Regions from separate parts of the Mus musculus genome. Here region 1 is linked to region 2. Evidence: chromatin loops called from intact Hi-C (ENCODE). Cell type or tissue: gastrocnemius. All regions are shown on one strand. Each heading gives the region's core, and the rest is flanking DNA. Links, peaks and the distances in the headings are about the cores only. Region 1 overlaps Aifm2 (apoptosis-inducing factor, mitochondrion-associated 2). Region 2 overlaps Ppa1 (pyrophosphatase (inorganic) 1).

Region 1 (8,333 bases), core at 245-8,244, 63 kb before region 2:
GGAAGCACCAGAGATGCTGGTATCTCAAGGACTCTTGCCACCTATAACCAAAGGCCAAGGCCAAAGCAAGCTGGAAGAGGCAGGGGAGGGTGAACCATGCCGAAATCTACTGGAGTGGACTCCCAGTCTCTTCTGCTATAGACATTGAACTTAGGCCATGCACAAGTGGCTACTCCCTACTTGGATAGAGAAGTCCTTCAAATACTTCATACACCTTAGCAATCTATAGCGGACATGGTGACCCAGGAGGGCCCAAGTGACAGGAGCTGGCCAGGAAATGAGCAGCACAGCTCCCCACCCACTAACAGCAGCCTGTTAGTAACCTGGAAACCACTAGGTACCATCCAGAGATGCCCATCTGGTCTTTGGCGATCAAGCAGCCAGTACCCTCCCCAAATCACAGGTCTCCATCCCTGGATTCCTGCACCCAGCCAGGCTCAGCCTCTCTAGACATAAACTTCACCCTGTTGGGGTAGTATTTGAGTGACTGTCCTCAGAAGCAAGCAACCACCAGCCCAGAGGGGGGTGGAGGTGTTCAGCTGTTCCCCCTTTTAAAAGGGTTGTCCCAGCTGGCCTTGCTGACTGATTTTATCTGATTGTGGAGTGGTGTCAAGGACCAGGAGACTCTCATCTGTGTATCCAGTGGCGCCCTACCACCTGTTATACACCACTCTGCTTTAATGACACTCACTGGTTCCTTGGAGTAAAGTCTGACAGAACCCTGCCTCAGTTTGTCAGTGAGACCTTAGGAGAAGGGGCAGATGTGGCTTATATCTCCCCCACCTTCCCAAAGAGATTTCAGCAACGGATGGGTGAGCTAGAGGGGAATTTTGTCTGACTCTTCGTACATGCACCTATGACACACAGGCAAGCCGGATATGGAGATAAAGGCTCATGAAGGTTAAAGATGGGCCCAAGGTACCAGAAAAGACTGAGACAGGAGCATTACCTGAACTCAGGAGTTCTAGGCCAATCTGAATAATGTAGGTAGACATGGTGGGGGGCAGAGAGAGATTCTGCACTCATGCTGTGTGAGTGTTGTTAGGAGGGAAGGAGAGAGAGAGGAAGGGGGGGTGCTAATCATAGAGTAACAAAAGGCCTCAGTTAATAACGTACTTGCTGTAAGATATACAGGCTCCCCCACCCCAGCACCCCTCCTTGGTCTCGTGCTGTGGGCTCTCTTTACTATACTACAGATGAGGAGCCAACTAGAGGAGCCCAGCTCTGCCCAACAAGAGCTCTGAACAGTTCTCCCAAAGCCTGATGCTTTCATGTGCACACACAGACAGAAGCCTGCAGTAGGGGAGCTCCCTCTGCCTCCCCAACACCCTTTAGCTAGCACAGCTGCAGGCAGACCTTCCAAACCCGGAACGAATCTTCTAGGCTAATTGTTCTTTTTTTAATGCCTCCCCCCACCCTTTACTCTCTGTCTCTCATTTCTGGCTTTACTCAAAATGTATTTCCAGCCAGCACATGACTGACACCACGATCCAGACAAAGAGCTCCGCCCTTGGCACCTGTCAGAAGGGTGTCCTTTGTCAAGCAGTCTGTCACCCCTCCGAGCGGTACCTCGACTCCCACGCAGCCTCCCTGTCACGGTGGAGACTGCCGCATGGTTTTCCAGCTTGTGGAGATGAGAAGGTCCCTGCTCTTGGCCAGCCGCACCATGAGGCGGCCTACGTAGAAGCCACTGATCTGACCCACGCCATCATTTCTGCCCATGGACAGGAGGAATGTCAGCGCACCTGGGAGGCAGACACACACAGCAAGACGATGCTTGAGTGCTTGAGGGATGCAGGCCTGATGTTTGAGACTCCAGCAGGCAGCCATGCATAATACCTTTTAGGAAAGCAAGTCGTGTGTGTGTGTGTGTGTGTGTGTGTGTGTGTGTGTGTGTGTGTACACCAACCATGCATACCCTTTAAGAAAGCAAATCAGATGTTTGGTGTGTGTGCTTGTGTGGTGCAGATCAGGAGACAACCTGGGCTATCATTCTTCAGGTGACATTCACATTTTTTTTTAAAGCTGGATTTTTTTTTGTTTCCTGACCACAAGGCCCAGTTTTTTGTCTTTTTCTTAACACGTGTTCTAGGCATCAAACTAGGCCCCTGCTTTTTAAGTACTTTACTGACTGAGCCATCTCCCCCAGCCTCTTTTGTTAGCAATACTGTCAGTGAAACCCGGGGCTTCAGTGTGCCAGGCAAGAATTCTACCAGGGAGCTACAGCCAAAAGCATGTTTGGTTTTAAAGAGGCTTTGTGCGGAGACCTGCAGTCTGGTGGTAATTCATGTTATAGCACTGGGCCACTTCGTTCTGACCCTCCCTTGGGGCAGTCGGGACCTTAATATGGCCTCATCTCTCTTTTTTTTATTTTTTTAAAAGATTTGTTATATTTATGTGAGTACACTATAGCTGTTCTTAGAAGAAGGCATCAGATCCCATTATAGATGGCTGTGAGCCACCATGTGGTTCCTGGGAATTGAACTCAGGACATTTGGAAGAGTGCTCTTAACTGCTGAGATATCCCTCCAGCCCAGGCCTCATCTCTTAAAGTTGGGTAGTTAAGCTAGTGGACTGATGCATGTTTAAGCATCTACTAGGAGAGTAAGGCCCCAAAGCCTTTCGCATGTCTAATCCCAAACCAACAAACATAAACAGGCTTTCCTCACCTGGCTTGTAAGCTTTGAGTGGCCTCTGCTTCATGGAGTTGACGATGTTGGCCACGGCAACATTGGCATGCAGGCCAGCGTGGTAGGCCATCTTGGGCTCCTTGGTATCGGCACAGTCACCAATGGCATAAATATTGCTGTAACCTTCCACCTGGAGGAACTCGTTCACTTTCAGAGCACCATTGCTAGCCAGCCTACTCTCTGCTGGGCAAGATGACACCACGTTAAGTCGCCTCCGGAATTGCATGAGTACAGGGTGTGGGTTCAGTCACTTTGGAGGTATGTGCTAAGAAATGGCACCCCCACCTGCCGTCATCCAGCCTGAAGTCCCCACCCAAGACCCTGCCTGCCGAAGCAAGCCTAACCCACAAGAACAGAGGCAGATCACTGGAAAGCCAGGGAGCTCACTACAAGTCCCCCGGCTTCCCAAGTCTCTAACTGTCTTTGGAACATCCATGGGAATTTCAGAATACACACAGGCCTTTTCTAAACGACAAACAGCTTCCCTTATAGGGGTTGAAAAGAACTTATCTTTGGAAATACATTAGGATAATGAGACATTAAACCCTGGGATTTCTGCCCACTACCCCTGTGGACTGGCTTCCTTCTGGATTGAAAACTAACTTCCTGTTGGATCTGGCTGAGACTGGTCAGGGAAGGATGCTCGACAGTGGAAAAATGACAGGTACCTGGAGATGCAGAGTAACCATGGAGCTTGGCCCCTGAGTCTTACTCTCCTATGTAGATGCTTAAACATGCATCGGTCCACTGTCTAACTACTGAACTTTGAGAGATGAGGCCATATTAAGGTTCCGACTCCCCCAAAGGGAGGTTCAGAATGAAGTGGCCCGATGCTTGGATCTGGATTTGGAGAGAGCAGCGTACCTGTGGATGGAGAAAAGCCTGACCTGGGACTTCCTGGGCTTCCTCAATGAAAGCATCAAGAAAAGAGGCCATTCTCACCTCTCTGAAGCCTGTTCCTATCTCTCGCCACTAGGGGGAAGCACTCACCTGGAAGGGGAGGATTCTGGCCTCCAAGGGGGGTGTGGGTGAGAGAAGGGGGGAGGAACAGCTGGGCTTGGCTCACCTGAATTTAAAGTTCAAGGTCTAATGAACTTCTGGGATAAAAGGAGGAGACACGGAGTGCTGGTTCAGGTGGCAAGGACTATGGTGTGTCTGCAAATGCCAGGGCAGCTTAGGGAGCAACAACCTCTGGGCCACTCACTCACCAAATGCACTGCGGTAGGCAGAGCTGTTGATCTTGATCCCATTGCACACAATCACCATGTTGGTGGCCACCTCCGTGCCCTTGTCTGTCTCCACCTTGATGTACTCCCGATACTCATTGCGAGGCAGTTCCTCCAGGTTGCTCACCCGCTCACCTGTGGGAGGGTTCCGTGACAGGAAGCTGACAGAGGACAGCACACCCCGTGGTGGACCAAGGGAAAAGTCGTCCCTCATGACTCCCTCCGTCCACTCTCCTGAGCAGCAGGATCTGGACGTCTGTCCCCAAGGGGTCCATCTGGAGGGAAGTTCCAGGAAGCTGCGAGGGGGAAGCCAAGCCAAGCTTCCCGAGTTCTAGGAAACAGGACTCAGTGGAAGGCCCCTTCCTTCTCGGAATGGCAGCTCGCACATCCTAAGCAGAAGGCCTCTCCGTACAGCATCCACCAGAAAGCAGAGAAAGGACTCCGTTGGCAGGAGGCTTGTAGAGCATGCAGAAAGCCCTGTGTCTATACCCAATGCCACATCAACTAAGCAGAGTGTATGCCAGTACTCTGGAAACAGAGACAGGAAGATGAGATGCTCAAAGTTCTTCTTGGCTATACAGTTTAAGGCCACAAGGCCAGCCTGAACTACATACATGATATACTCTTTCTCAAAATAAAATATTCATATATACGGAAGGGCTGGGAAGAGGGCTCAGTGGTTAAGAACACTGGTACTCTTCCAGGGGATCCAGGTTTGACTCCCACCATCCAAACAGAAGATAAAAACCATCTGTAACTCAACTCCAGTTCAAGGGGATCTGATTCCTTCCTCTGGCCTCCATAGGCTCTGGGTACACTCTAGGTACACAGACAAAACATTCACACAGGGGCTGGAGAGATGGCTCAGCGGTTAAGAGCACTGCTGTTCTTTCAGAGGTCCTGAGTTCAAATCCCAGCAACCACATGGTGGCTCACAACCATCTGTAATGAGATCTGACGCCCTCTTCTGGTGTGTCTGAAGACAGCTAATCTTAAAAATAAAATAAAATAAAATAAAATTCTCTTTAAAAAACATACACACACATAAAATAAATTTTAAAGAACGAATAGATGGATGGATGGATGGATGCTAGGTGAAACTCAGCGGTAGATAGATGGATAGATGGATGGATGCTATGTGAGACTCAGAGATGGATGGATGGATGGATGGATGGATGGCAAACAGAAGAGAAAATGAGGAAACCTGTCTGGAAGTAAAGTGCTTCCTATCCTCCATGACCAGTTAACAACGGAGGCTGTGATAGCTGAGAGGGGTTTCCACGGCAACCACCTCACAGCCTTCTAAGAGAACAGGAAGGCAACACCCAGGTGCCATCCCACTCCAAATGCTGGGAAGCTCTGTCCCTTCCTGCTCTGGACAAAAAGCCACACCCAAAAATCAGGGTGGTGATGGCACACACCTTTAGTCCCAGTACTCAGGAGGGCAGAGGCAGGCAGATCTCTGAGTTTGAGGCCAGCCTGGTCTACAAAGTGAGTTCCAGGACAGCCAGGGCTACACAGAGAAACCCTGTCTCAAAAAACTGAAAGGAAGAGGGAAAGAAAGAAAAAAAAGGAAGGAAGGAAGGAAGGAAGGAAGGAAGGAAGGAAGGAAGGAAGGAAGGAAGGAAGGAAGGAAGAGACAGACACATGTAATGCCTCAGATTACAAGTCTGTTCCCTCTTCCACTGAGACATCAAAAATGAAAACAAGGGCCGATCTTTGGAAGACTTAACTCATTCAGTAAATAGCATCCACCTGTCCTGTTCCTAAGCTACAGCGGGGAACTGCTGCACCCTGGGACTCCAGCTGGACACAGCTCAAGCCAGCTCTGATGCCTGAGTCGTCCTGCTGCTCCCAGATACAGTGGGAAGGAGGGAGCCCAGCCGGCCGGTCGGCCATGGCTGGGGCTCTGGGCAGTACATCAGCACTTGAGGAAAGGGGCTGGGGTTGGCTGGGCAGGACGGGTGACCTCTCACGTACTCAGCAGCAGCTGCACACCCTTCCGGAGGAGGATCTCCTTCACTTCCTGCCGCACACAGGGCAGGAGTTCCTTGTCGGCCAGGGGTACTCTGGAGTGGATAAGAGTGACCTGGGACAGACAAACAAACAAACAAACAAACCCACAGGGCTTGAGCGGGAAGCCTCCGAGTCCTCTCTCCGACTTCCCATCTAATACTGAGGAGACAGAGCATCAGCTATGATCTCTGCAGGGTTCAGGGCCGCAGCCCACATCTCAGTACTCAGAACTCGGTGCCCCTAAACCAGAGACCCACGTGTCTCTGTACAATGCCTCACCTAAGGCAAACAGACAATTCCTTCAGGATACAAAACTGTATAATCACTATATAAGCTGCTGGCATTCCAATGTGAATACCAGGCTGATAGCAACACTAACACAAGTTCTACTTATTTATTTGTTTGTTTGTCTATCTACCTATCTATCTATCTATCTATCTATCTATTTATCTATCTAGGTTTTTCAAGACAGGGTTTCTCTGTGTAGCCCCGACTGTCCTGAAGCTCTGTAGACCAGGCTATCCTCAAACTCAGAGATCTGCATGCCTCTGTCTCCCAAGTGCTGGGATTAAAAGCATGTGCCACCACCACCCAACTAAGTAAAACTTTTAAATTATTTTATTTTGTATTTTGAGACAGGATCTCTCTGTGTTAGTGGTGTTCACCCTGTGGGTCACAACCCTTAGGGATCAACTCAGACCATCAGAAATATTATATATTTACATGACGAGTCATATAATAGCAAAATTACAATTAGGAAGCAGCAATGAAAATAATTTTATGGTTGGGGGTGGGGGGGTCACCACAACATGAGGAACTATATTAAAGGGTCACAGCATTCGGAAGGTTGAGAGCCACTGCTCTATGTAGCCCTAGCTGTCCCGGAACTAGCTAGGTAGACCTGATTGGCCTCAAACTCACAGAGATGCTCCTGCCTGTGCCTCCTGAGTGCTGGAAAAAAAAGGTTTGTGCCACTATGCTTGGCTCTAAATAAAAATATGATAAAGAGGGGCTGAGAGATGGCTCAGAGGTTAAGAGCACTGACTGCTCTTCCGGAGGTCCTGAGTTCAATTCCCAGCAACCACATGGTGGCTCACAACCATCTGTAATGGAATCCAATGCCCTCTTCTGGTGTGTCTGACAGCTACAGTGTACTCATATACTATATATATACATACATGGTAACTCAGCACATGCCAATCCCACAATGATGGGTGGGTGGCTTCTGTAGGACTCTTCCATGCCTACCAATACAACATAGATCTTATACATAATTAGTTGAAATGTACTACTTCAATCTTTACCCCTGAGGCATGGCAAGAATAACCCCATCTGTCCCCGGTTGCAGACACAGAGCTCTTAAGCCCTTCCAGTGCTGGGAACGCCATGGATTCTGATAATCGGCTGCAACTCCCAACCCAGAGCTTCTGAGATCTTCGTGATTCTCTGAATGATAAAACTGCTGAATGTCTTGGAATTTCCTGAGTGATGGGCTCATCCTTCGTTCTGATGAGACAGCAGCCTCAGAGTCAAACCACGATGGGAGCTTCCAATCCCTTCCCCAATCTCCAGGAGGCAGACGGGGGCTAGAGTTGGGAGTTCCACGGTTCATCATGGCTCCCCAACAAAGCCTTCAAAGATTCCCTCCAGGGCCTGGAGAGCCTCAACATGCATAACCATGTCCATATGGCACACCCCAACGTCAGGGAGAAAGAGGGCCCTGTGCTTGGGCCCTCTTTATCTGGCTGTTCATTGATGTCCTTAAAAGGCTTCCCCCCTACCCCCCCCCCAGACAGGGTTTCTCTGTGTAGCCTTGGCTGTCCTGGAACTCACTTTGTAGACCAGGCTGGCCTTGAACTCAGCAATCCGCCTGCCTCTGCTTCCCAAGTGCTGGGATTAAAGGCATGCGCCACCACCACCCGGCAGTCTTAAAAGGCATTCTTAATTTTTAGTTATGTGTATAGGTGTCTGTTTGTGGCTAGTGCATGTGAGTGCAGTGCCTGTTGAGTCCAGAAGAGGGCATCAGATCAGATCCCCGGGAATCTGCTGGAGTTACTGGCAGTGTGAGTCTCAGATGTGGGTGCTGAGAACCAAACCTGGGTCCTCTGCAAGAGCAGGATGAGCTCTCAACCACACAGTCATCTCTCCAGCCCCATCTGTGTCCTTTAAAACATCCTTTGTGGTAGGTAACTCGGCAATGGTTAAGTGCGGTAGTTTGAATGAAAATGGCCCCATAGACTCATAGGGACTGTGGCATTGTTGGAGGAAGTGTGTCACTGGGTTTGGGTCTTGAAGTTTCAGAAGCACAAGGCAGGTCAAGTGTGTCTCACTGTCTCATCCTGCAGATCCAAAGGTAGAACTCACAGCTCCTTCTCCAGCTCTGTGCGGGCCTGGATGCTGC
Region 2 (8,333 bases), core at 99-8,098:
TCCAGGTTCCATTGTGCCTGTGGTCTTCAAGAGCTCTGCACACCCACAGACATAAAAATAAAGTTCAGGTGAAATAAATGAGAGTGTGTACCATAGGTCACTACCTGACACTTTTAGAGACGAGGAAACAGGGTTAGTGCCTGTAGCTTGCCTGAGTACAGAGCTGATGAGACAGGCCTGGATCCAAGCTGAGGATTTCCTAGCTCCAAAGGCCATGAACTCACTCACCTAAAACAGTTCTGGCTGGTACCTTTGGTGCAAGGCAAATGACTTAAGGGTTCAGTTCACTGATTGCAGATTGTAATTGTTGACTTCCACCTTCAGTAAAGATTTCACTGTCTGCTAACATAATAGTAATTTAAAAGTTTTTGCTTTCGAATGGGATGCTGGGAACTAGACATGGAACAAGCCTTCTGTATGTGCAAGAGGTTCCATTCTCAGATTCCTACAAACAGCTTGCTTTTTTTCAACAGGTACTCGAAATGTTATATTAACTTGCAATGTAGACCAGGCTGGCCTTGAACTCAAGAGTTCTGCCTACATGTGCCTCATGAGTACAAGGATTAAAGGTGTGCACCACTGTGCAGTCTTTATTTAATAGTATATAACTGAATTCTAAGACTACTGGTAGGAAAGAAACACAGTACCGACGCCAGTGTGGGAATGTTGGCTCCAGAATAAGAAACTATCCTAAGCCAAGTTTCAGTAAAATAATTTTATTTCCTAACACAGTAAACATGTACATCCAATAGGTGTCCACACTGCACATCCATGCACAAATGACTTCCATGTCCCCACGGCTTTGAGAGCTAAGGTTTAATAAAAGCTGTCTTGGTTGAGATGTGAGGTGTCTAGATGGCTAACCTTCTGAACCAGTTCTGAACTAGTGGACCAGTCACAGCAGAGTCTACTTCATTCGGTGAGCTACAGAAATTTAGAGCTTGGAAAATCTTTTGCATCTAATGCTTCCAGGTGAACAGGATGCGGCCGTAACAGCTCGTGTTCCAGAGGAAGCTCTTCAGTTTTTCTGCTGATGGAACCATTTATCCACTGTATCCAGAAGGGGAAAAAAAAAAAAAAAAAAAGACAAATTGGAATCTGTTAAAAACCCAAATTATCAACATCTAACAAAGAAAAAGCTGGCGATGTAACTCAGAATGCTTGCCAAACAAGGAATACTAGATATACTGCTCTGCAAGGCTCCTCCTCTAGACTTCCAGAACACGTATGCAAAGTTACAGTTGCAGGGCTGGAACTCAGCAGCGTTTAGCCAAAGGCTTTCTCACTCTACCCTCTCCCTTCCTGTGTGGAGATGAGGTTTCATATGGTCTCAGCTGATTTGAAACTCATTATGGAGCCCAGGTCATCCCCAAACTCTTGGACACCAGGGATTAAAGGCACGCACTACCATGCCAGCAGGGCCCTTTTCTCAACAGAAGAAACTTATGGATTCCTTTTTCTCTTCTTTGTTTGTTTGTTTTGTTTTTTTCAGACAGGGTTTTGCTATGTAACCCAGACGGACTGGCCTTCAGCCTGTGACCCTCCAGCCTCAGGTTCCAGAGTGCTGGGATTGCAGGTATGCAATCCTTCTAAAGAGGGCTCGGGTCGGGGCCATTTTTCTGAATGAAGCAGGCAGTGTTTGGATGAGAATGTAGAACACAGCCCATAAGGCGTCCTTTCCACAGTGTCCACATGGAATCTGAGGGGCCAGGGTGATAGAATGTGCCCTAAAATAAGAAAGAAGGAAAAAGGAAAGGTGGGGTACAGTGTCCCTCACATAAGCACTGTGGAACGTTAGCATAGCTGACATAGCCTGCCAAGGGAAATAAAGACAGACACAAAAGGCAGACAATGCGACTAATCCTACTATGTGTGGAACTGTACAGAGGGGTTGCCAGGGGCTGAGGGCAGCCAGGGCAGCTAGATAGGAAGGGGAAAGGTGCTGACCAGCGGGCACACCATGGATGTCAGGTCAGAGCAATGAGCTTTATGAATTTATTTAATATGGAATGGTGACTGTAGTAATAACACATTGCCTATGAATTTCTCCTTCCTGCTGCTGGAAATAAACACGGGTCCTCCAGCATGTTACACACACATCTACATCAATCTACCCTCCTGGTCCCGTTATGTATTTGAAAGTGGCTACAACTGTATATTTTAAAGGTTTAAATGTTTGCCCACAAATAAGTATGTGAGGGGATACATTTCCTAACTTGATTTAATATTTCCAAATTATAAACACACATCAAAACAAACTTATAAGTATAAATAACTATTGTCAAGTAAAATATATATTTTTTATTTTATGTCAAGTAAAATATATTAGTCAAGTAGTGTGTATATGTGTATATATATATATATATATACACACACACATACACACACATATAATTTACATACAGACACATCACTCTAGTATATTCAAGTCTTACCATCTGTCGGCAGTGAGCAGGCAGATTCACATGGTGGTGGCAACTAAAATGGAACATTAAAATATTAAAATAGAGTCCTACCTGAAGAGGGAAAGCTAAATGCATACTGACAGAATTGGGAAACAATGCAAACAGGAGATTGTCCCTGTTTGGCTCTAAAAATAACTTATAGGAACAATGGAGGGTGTGAGCTGATAAGAGGTCAATATATACAATTTGTTCAATGTAATATTTCTATTTTTTTAAAAAGAACTCTTTAATCTTATGTGCATGGATATTTAGCCTGATCGTGTATGTGCACCACGTACATTCTTAGTGGCTATGGAGCTGGAGTCAGATCCCCTGGAACTAGAGCTATGGAAGGTTTTAGACCACCATAAGGATGCTGGGAACTGAACCCTCGTCCTGTGGAGGGAAGTCCTCTTACCCATTTAGCCATTTCTCCAGTCCCTGGATTCGAGCCTCTTAGGGACACACATGTAAGAATGTTTTTGAAATAAAAGAAACCCAGCATGCATGTATCATGATTCCATTTTCCCTAGCCACCCCCCTCCTTTTTTTTTGAAACAGGGTTTTGAGGTGTGGCCCAAGCTAGCAGAGAACTCTTTTGCGCTATCCTTCTGACTCTGCCTCCGGAGCCACTATGCCCAGTTTTGTTTTTCCTGTTCATCTCACTGTCAGGATTCATGTGGAAACAAAGATGAACCTAAATGCCCTGGCTCAACAAGTCCTTTTCCTTTGTCATCCTCATTGGCGAGGCTGTGGGAACTCAGAGGTCATTTTCTTCCATTTGCCAGTTTTGATGGCATAAATGAAAAAAAAAATGAAAAAAAAAAAAGAAAGAAAAAGACTTGTTTTTATTTTATGTCTGTGTTTTACTACATGTATATCTGTATGACATGTGCATACAAGTGCCTAGGTGGGATCCCCTTGCAGCCAGAGTGACAGGTGGTTAGTTGTAAGGCTCTACTTGGGTGCTGGGAACAGAACGTGGGTCCTTTGCAGAAGCAGCAAGTGATCTTAACCACTGAGCCATCCATCCAGCCCAAATTTTTAAATGATGTAGTTCAGTCTTTTCTAAGTCAACAAAAAAAAAAAAAAGCACAGGGGCCAAGTGTGGCCCACATACACACCACTAATACCAGCACTTGGTACACAGAGGTGGGTGGGCAGAGCTGTCATTTCAAAGCCAGCCTTACTACTCAAAAAACTGGAGAGATGGCTCATCAGTTAACAGCACTTGGCTCTAAAATTAATTTACAGGAACAATACAGGGTGTGATCTGCTAAGAGGTCAATCAATATATACAATTTTTTCAATACAATATTTCAATTAAAAAAAGAATTACTTAATTTTATATGTATGGGTATTTTGGCTGCTATCTGTTAACCTCTTCCGGAGGTCCTGAGTTCAATTCTCAGCAACCACATGGTGGCTCATAACCATCTGTAAGGGGATCTGATGCCCTCTTCTGGCCTGGAAGTGTATACACAGCAGAGCACTCATACATTAAATTCAATGATAATAATAGTAATTATTCCCCTAACAGCAAGGTGCTGCTGGAGGTGCTGGTGTCCTATCCGTCCCCTCAGGGATCCTCAAGTGTGCTTACTCCCTGTCTTAGCTCCACACAACTCAACTAGCTTCCTACGTGGTGTCTTGTAGAAGATGGTTTGACAGTGATGGGCTCCTGGGCTAAGTACACTGTGCGACCCATCACTCTGGTTTTTACAAGTTATCTACTCTGCTTCGGGTGGGCCAGCACCAGTCTTCAGTTTTCCCCTCAAGCATCTATTTGTCTGTGCTCAGAGTTCTGACCTTCAGATGTCACACAGTAATGTGCACATGAAAGACACCCAAATACTTGTTGCAGCAAGTATTTCTTCCCTTGGAGGACCCTATCGCTCAGCCACCGCACTGTTTCAAAGCAAGCAAGCATTACGTACAGCATCCACAATGGCTTTGGCAGCATCAGGATCGCACTTGAAGGGGCTCTCCGACACCGTGGTGTTCATGCTATTGAATGAAATGAACATAATCAGAACACAAACGAACAATAAAGCCTTCTCAAAATTTTAAAAAACCAGACCTGGCTTATGCAACACTGGGGGTGGAGTCTAGGGCTTTGTGTATTCCAGGCAAGCACTGCACCAACTCAGCTACTCAGCCTCAGAGCTGAATTTGAAATTTATGACTAAGACTGTGTATTTTTTAGCAACTAAACTTCTAGCTTTCCTACATTGAGTTAATCTGTCTCTCCCCCCCCCCCACTTTGGCTCTCTTAGATGTATTTGAGTGCTTAGTCATCAGGGAGTGGCAAAATTAGGTGTGGCTTATTGGGGTGTGTGTGGCCTTGTTGGAGGAAGTGTGTCACTGGGATTGGGATCTGAGGCTTCAAAGCCTATACTGGGCCCAGTTCTCACTTGGCCTGTGGATCAGGATGTAGCTCTCAGCTCTTGTTCCAATGCCATGTGTGCTACCATAGTGGACCTCTGAAACTATAAGCAAGCCCCTAGTTAAGTATTTCCTTTTATAATGATAAGAGTTGTCTTGGTCATGGTGTCTCTTCAGAACAATAAAACAGGGACTTAAGACAAATAAGCTTTTTATAAATTATGACTGATTAAGGCCTTTTAAATCCCTTTAAAAAATTTATCTGTTTTGTGTGTGTGTGTGTGTGTGTAGCTACACACACATACCACAGTGTTTATAGAGGTTAGAGAACAATTTATGGGAGCTACTCTTGGCAGCAAGAGCCTTTACCTGATGAGCTATCTTGAAGCCCACATTTTGCTTTTGCTTTTTTTTGTTAGTTTCCCCAGCACTAGGACCTGAACCCTGGTGTTTTCAAGACAACGAGCCGACAGTTATTCTGGAGTGACTCTGGCTAGGCTCACGGCCAATATCTTTTTCATGTTTGGCAAGTATTAATTGCTCAATTAACATAACTATTATTATGAGTGGGAGTAAGTTCAGTGAGCATAAGATCCTGGCAAAGACTGCTCTACACACGGCAGTTAGAACAGTTAATAAACCCTGAGCCCAGACAGCTCGGCAGGGACTCTTCAGATTGCTGGTCCACAGGGAGACGGGCAAACCTGACTGGAATGCAGCCAACCGTGCTTTCTGGGAAATGAAGCCACAGCCACTGAGGTATGGTATATGCTGTCCCACCAACTCTAAGAATCATGGCGGAAAGGACACTAGCCTCCCACCCTTCAGACACACGGGGTCCACTGTTCTGAGACAGCAGTTTGTTTCTCTGGAACGTTGTTTTCAAAAAGTGTGCATGAAGCAGTGTTGATGGTCCTCCAGGCAGTCTGAAGAGAAGATACACTCTCCACCCCTGCCCAGCTCCCACATTACCTATTCATATCTGAGATGGCAAGGCATGCACACCTTTAGCTGATGCGCCCTGATGCTAGCTCACAAGCTTTGACCTCAGTACCCAGATGAATGTCGTTTCTATTTGTTTAAAGAGGATTTTATAAACATTTATTTTCATTACTTTTGATTATGTGTATGTAGCTATGTGAGGGCAGGAGCCCGAGGAGGCCAGAAGTACAGGATCCTAGGAAACTGGAGTTAGACAGTTATGAGCCTCCCGAGGTCCGGTAACCAAAGTTGAAGAGCGCCAAGTGCTATTAACCCTCCAGCCCTCGTAGAGAGGATCTTACGGGCAGTTTAAGTTGCTGATGAATAAACCTGAATAGAAACACTAGCATAATCCATTTTTATTTTATTTATTTGTTGAGAAAGGGTCTCACTATGTAGCCTTGGTTGGCCAACTACTTTAAACTCACATAAACCTGCCTGCCTCTGCCTCTCTATTGTGTGGAATAAAGGTATGTACTACCATACCCAGCTTGATTGATTTATTTATTCATTTATTTATTTATATTTATTATTGTGTGTGTGTGCAAGCATGTGCACAATCTGTGCATATCTGGAAATGACCATGCTATGGCTCACATGCAGGTCAGAGGAAAACTGTGGAGTTCTCAGGGCTGGGACTCTGATCATCAGGTTTGTGCAGCAACCAACTGAATCATCTTACAAACACTAACTCTTTTTTAGATTTTTTTTCTATATAAATCCAAGAGTATAGAGAAGCAAGCAGGTATGGGAACAACAGTATGCCTGAGAGTCTAGGCGGTTTGTATGCACCACCTGCCTTGCTAATACTGTATTGGCAACCTAGCTACTTATATGTTTGAGCACTGTATCCCCTCTGTGAAAATGACACCTAACTATTGTCTAACCTTCTCTGCCCCTAACAAGCATTAAATAGAGACAGTCTATATTCAAGTATATTTCAATGTATCCTATGTTAAGGATGGAAAAGCAATTTGTCTTGAACTGGTTTGGCTCGGTGAGGGGGTGGGGGTGGGGCTGAGGGGAAACGGGGAAACTGTGTCCTCTAATAACCCCAGTTTTAGAGAGAATCCCCCACTTAGCATCTTATGACTATGCATAATTCGTCACGCACAGGATTGTGGGAAGGACCGTGCCCAATAGAAGATATGCCCTAATCTAACAAGACCGTGCAATCCCTTTCTAATCTGTACCACAGCTCCACTCTAAACAGACATTCTTTGCTATTTTTGCAAATCTGTGTGTGTTCTTGTTTTATTTAGATCTGTGAGTAAGAGGCAAGGAGTCTGGAAACACCTGTTTTACTCTTACCACTGGTAACATTACAATCAGTAGAATGTCTGCTGCAAGCTGTGTTAAAGGCACAGAAAAGGAGAGTTAACACTTACCAACTGATTCCTTTCCCATCTGTTTTCTTAGTCACTAATGCTTTCCAATAATCGTGGGTGCTTTTAATAATGTCAACTGCAAAGTCCTGTAAGTTGAAGACAGGCGTTAGGACAGTATATAAGGAGGTCTCTTCTTACCACTTACATAACCCAAAACTCGATACTATTTTTTTTTTAAGTCAGGAAGTAATTTAACCAAAGGAAATTTTGTTAAGAAGGGAAGATATATTTCCTTTATATAAATAAAAGGCCAAGACTGCCTTGCATCTTTAGAATCCCCCACCCCTTACAAAACTGTCTTTTCAGCTTTCGTGGTTTTTAAAAATTGCTGCGTTTTATAAAAATGTCTTCCAGTAAATCAGTGAGTCTATCGAACAGTGGGACTTCACGTAAACTGTTAGGTTCAACTGGTGGAAAGGAGCCCCGTACTGCAGGTTTCATGGGTAATTCTGGGAGGGTTAGTGCTAGGGACGGAGCCCAGGGTCTTACATACACTACACAAGAACTTATACATACCATGGAAACATACCCCTGGCCCTTTCTCTCATGAACCTTTACATGGGAACAACATAGTAAAATACTAAGTCCCGATACAAATGCTCTAAAGCCACAGGTTTAAAAAGACACAATACCTTGTTTTTAAATTCTGCATTGAATGCAAACTCATTTTCTGGTTTTCCATCAGGAACCTTATACCTTCTAAACCAATCAACAGTAGCTTCTAAATAGCCGGGTTTTAGCCGTTCGACATCAGAAATATCTAAGGAAAGAAACCCGACACATCGCACAATGAGTATTTAGGCATTCGTCAAAAATATCAAGTTTACATTGAGATATACAGGGAAAATTGTAAAGAAGTCCAAGATAATATTAAAGCTGAGAAAAGAACACTTTAAAAATTAAAAAAAAAAAATTCATCCTGCATCTTTGAGTAGCTTTGACATTAAGAACTGAAGAGAGCGACCAAGCCTGACTAACTGCTATCGGATCCAAGAAGAGAAGTGAGTGGGGCTGTGTAATCAAACCGGTTTGGCTGCTAGCATCTTTCTGTAAGAAGGGTATGAGATACTAAAACAGGCAGGTTGAGGCTGTATGTCAAAGGTTCACACTCCAATTACACACCAAAAAAACCCCA

The links. Hi-C counts contacts between places; a loop is a spot of excess contacts. Peaks named below come from ENCODE experiments on the same cell type or tissue, not always from the same donor. Only the 100,000 strongest peaks of a DNase experiment are listed, where the experiment ranks them.
Region 1: it touches region 2 in a loop (2.9-fold over the local background); 2 of 42 quality-filtered maps call a loop at or near these places.

Annotation. Positions count from the first base shown.
Region 1 is chr10:61,729,995-61,738,327 of GRCm38, reverse strand. It overlaps Aifm2 (apoptosis-inducing factor, mitochondrion-associated 2), which reads right to left. Exons shown (of 10, transcript NM_001284300.1): 6 at 5,897-6,005; 7 at 3,899-4,051; 8 at 2,670-2,870; 9 at 1,570-1,745. The coding sequence ends at 1,594. Among named protein-coding and RNA genes, the nearest start is that of Aifm2, 19 kb to the right of the region's middle. In gastrocnemius, for the core only: a CTCF peak has its summit at 3,661 (motif pointing right); no DNase peak of the experiment used is centred there.
Region 2 is chr10:61,666,536-61,674,868 of GRCm38, reverse strand. Ppa1 (pyrophosphatase (inorganic) 1) reads right to left here. Exons shown (of 11, transcript NM_026438.4): 7 at 7,831-7,958; 8 at 7,199-7,284; 9 at 4,382-4,451; 10 at 2,436-2,478; 11 at 704-1,050. The coding sequence ends at 1,019. It overlaps 1700022H01Rik (RIKEN cDNA 1700022H01 gene), which reads left to right. Exons shown (of 2, transcript NR_126477.1): 2 at 1-342. Among named protein-coding and RNA genes, the nearest start is that of Sar1a, 9.6 kb to the left of the region's middle. In gastrocnemius, for the core only: a CTCF peak has its summit at 3,895 (motif pointing left); no DNase peak of the experiment used is centred there; H3K27ac peaks cover 248 bases.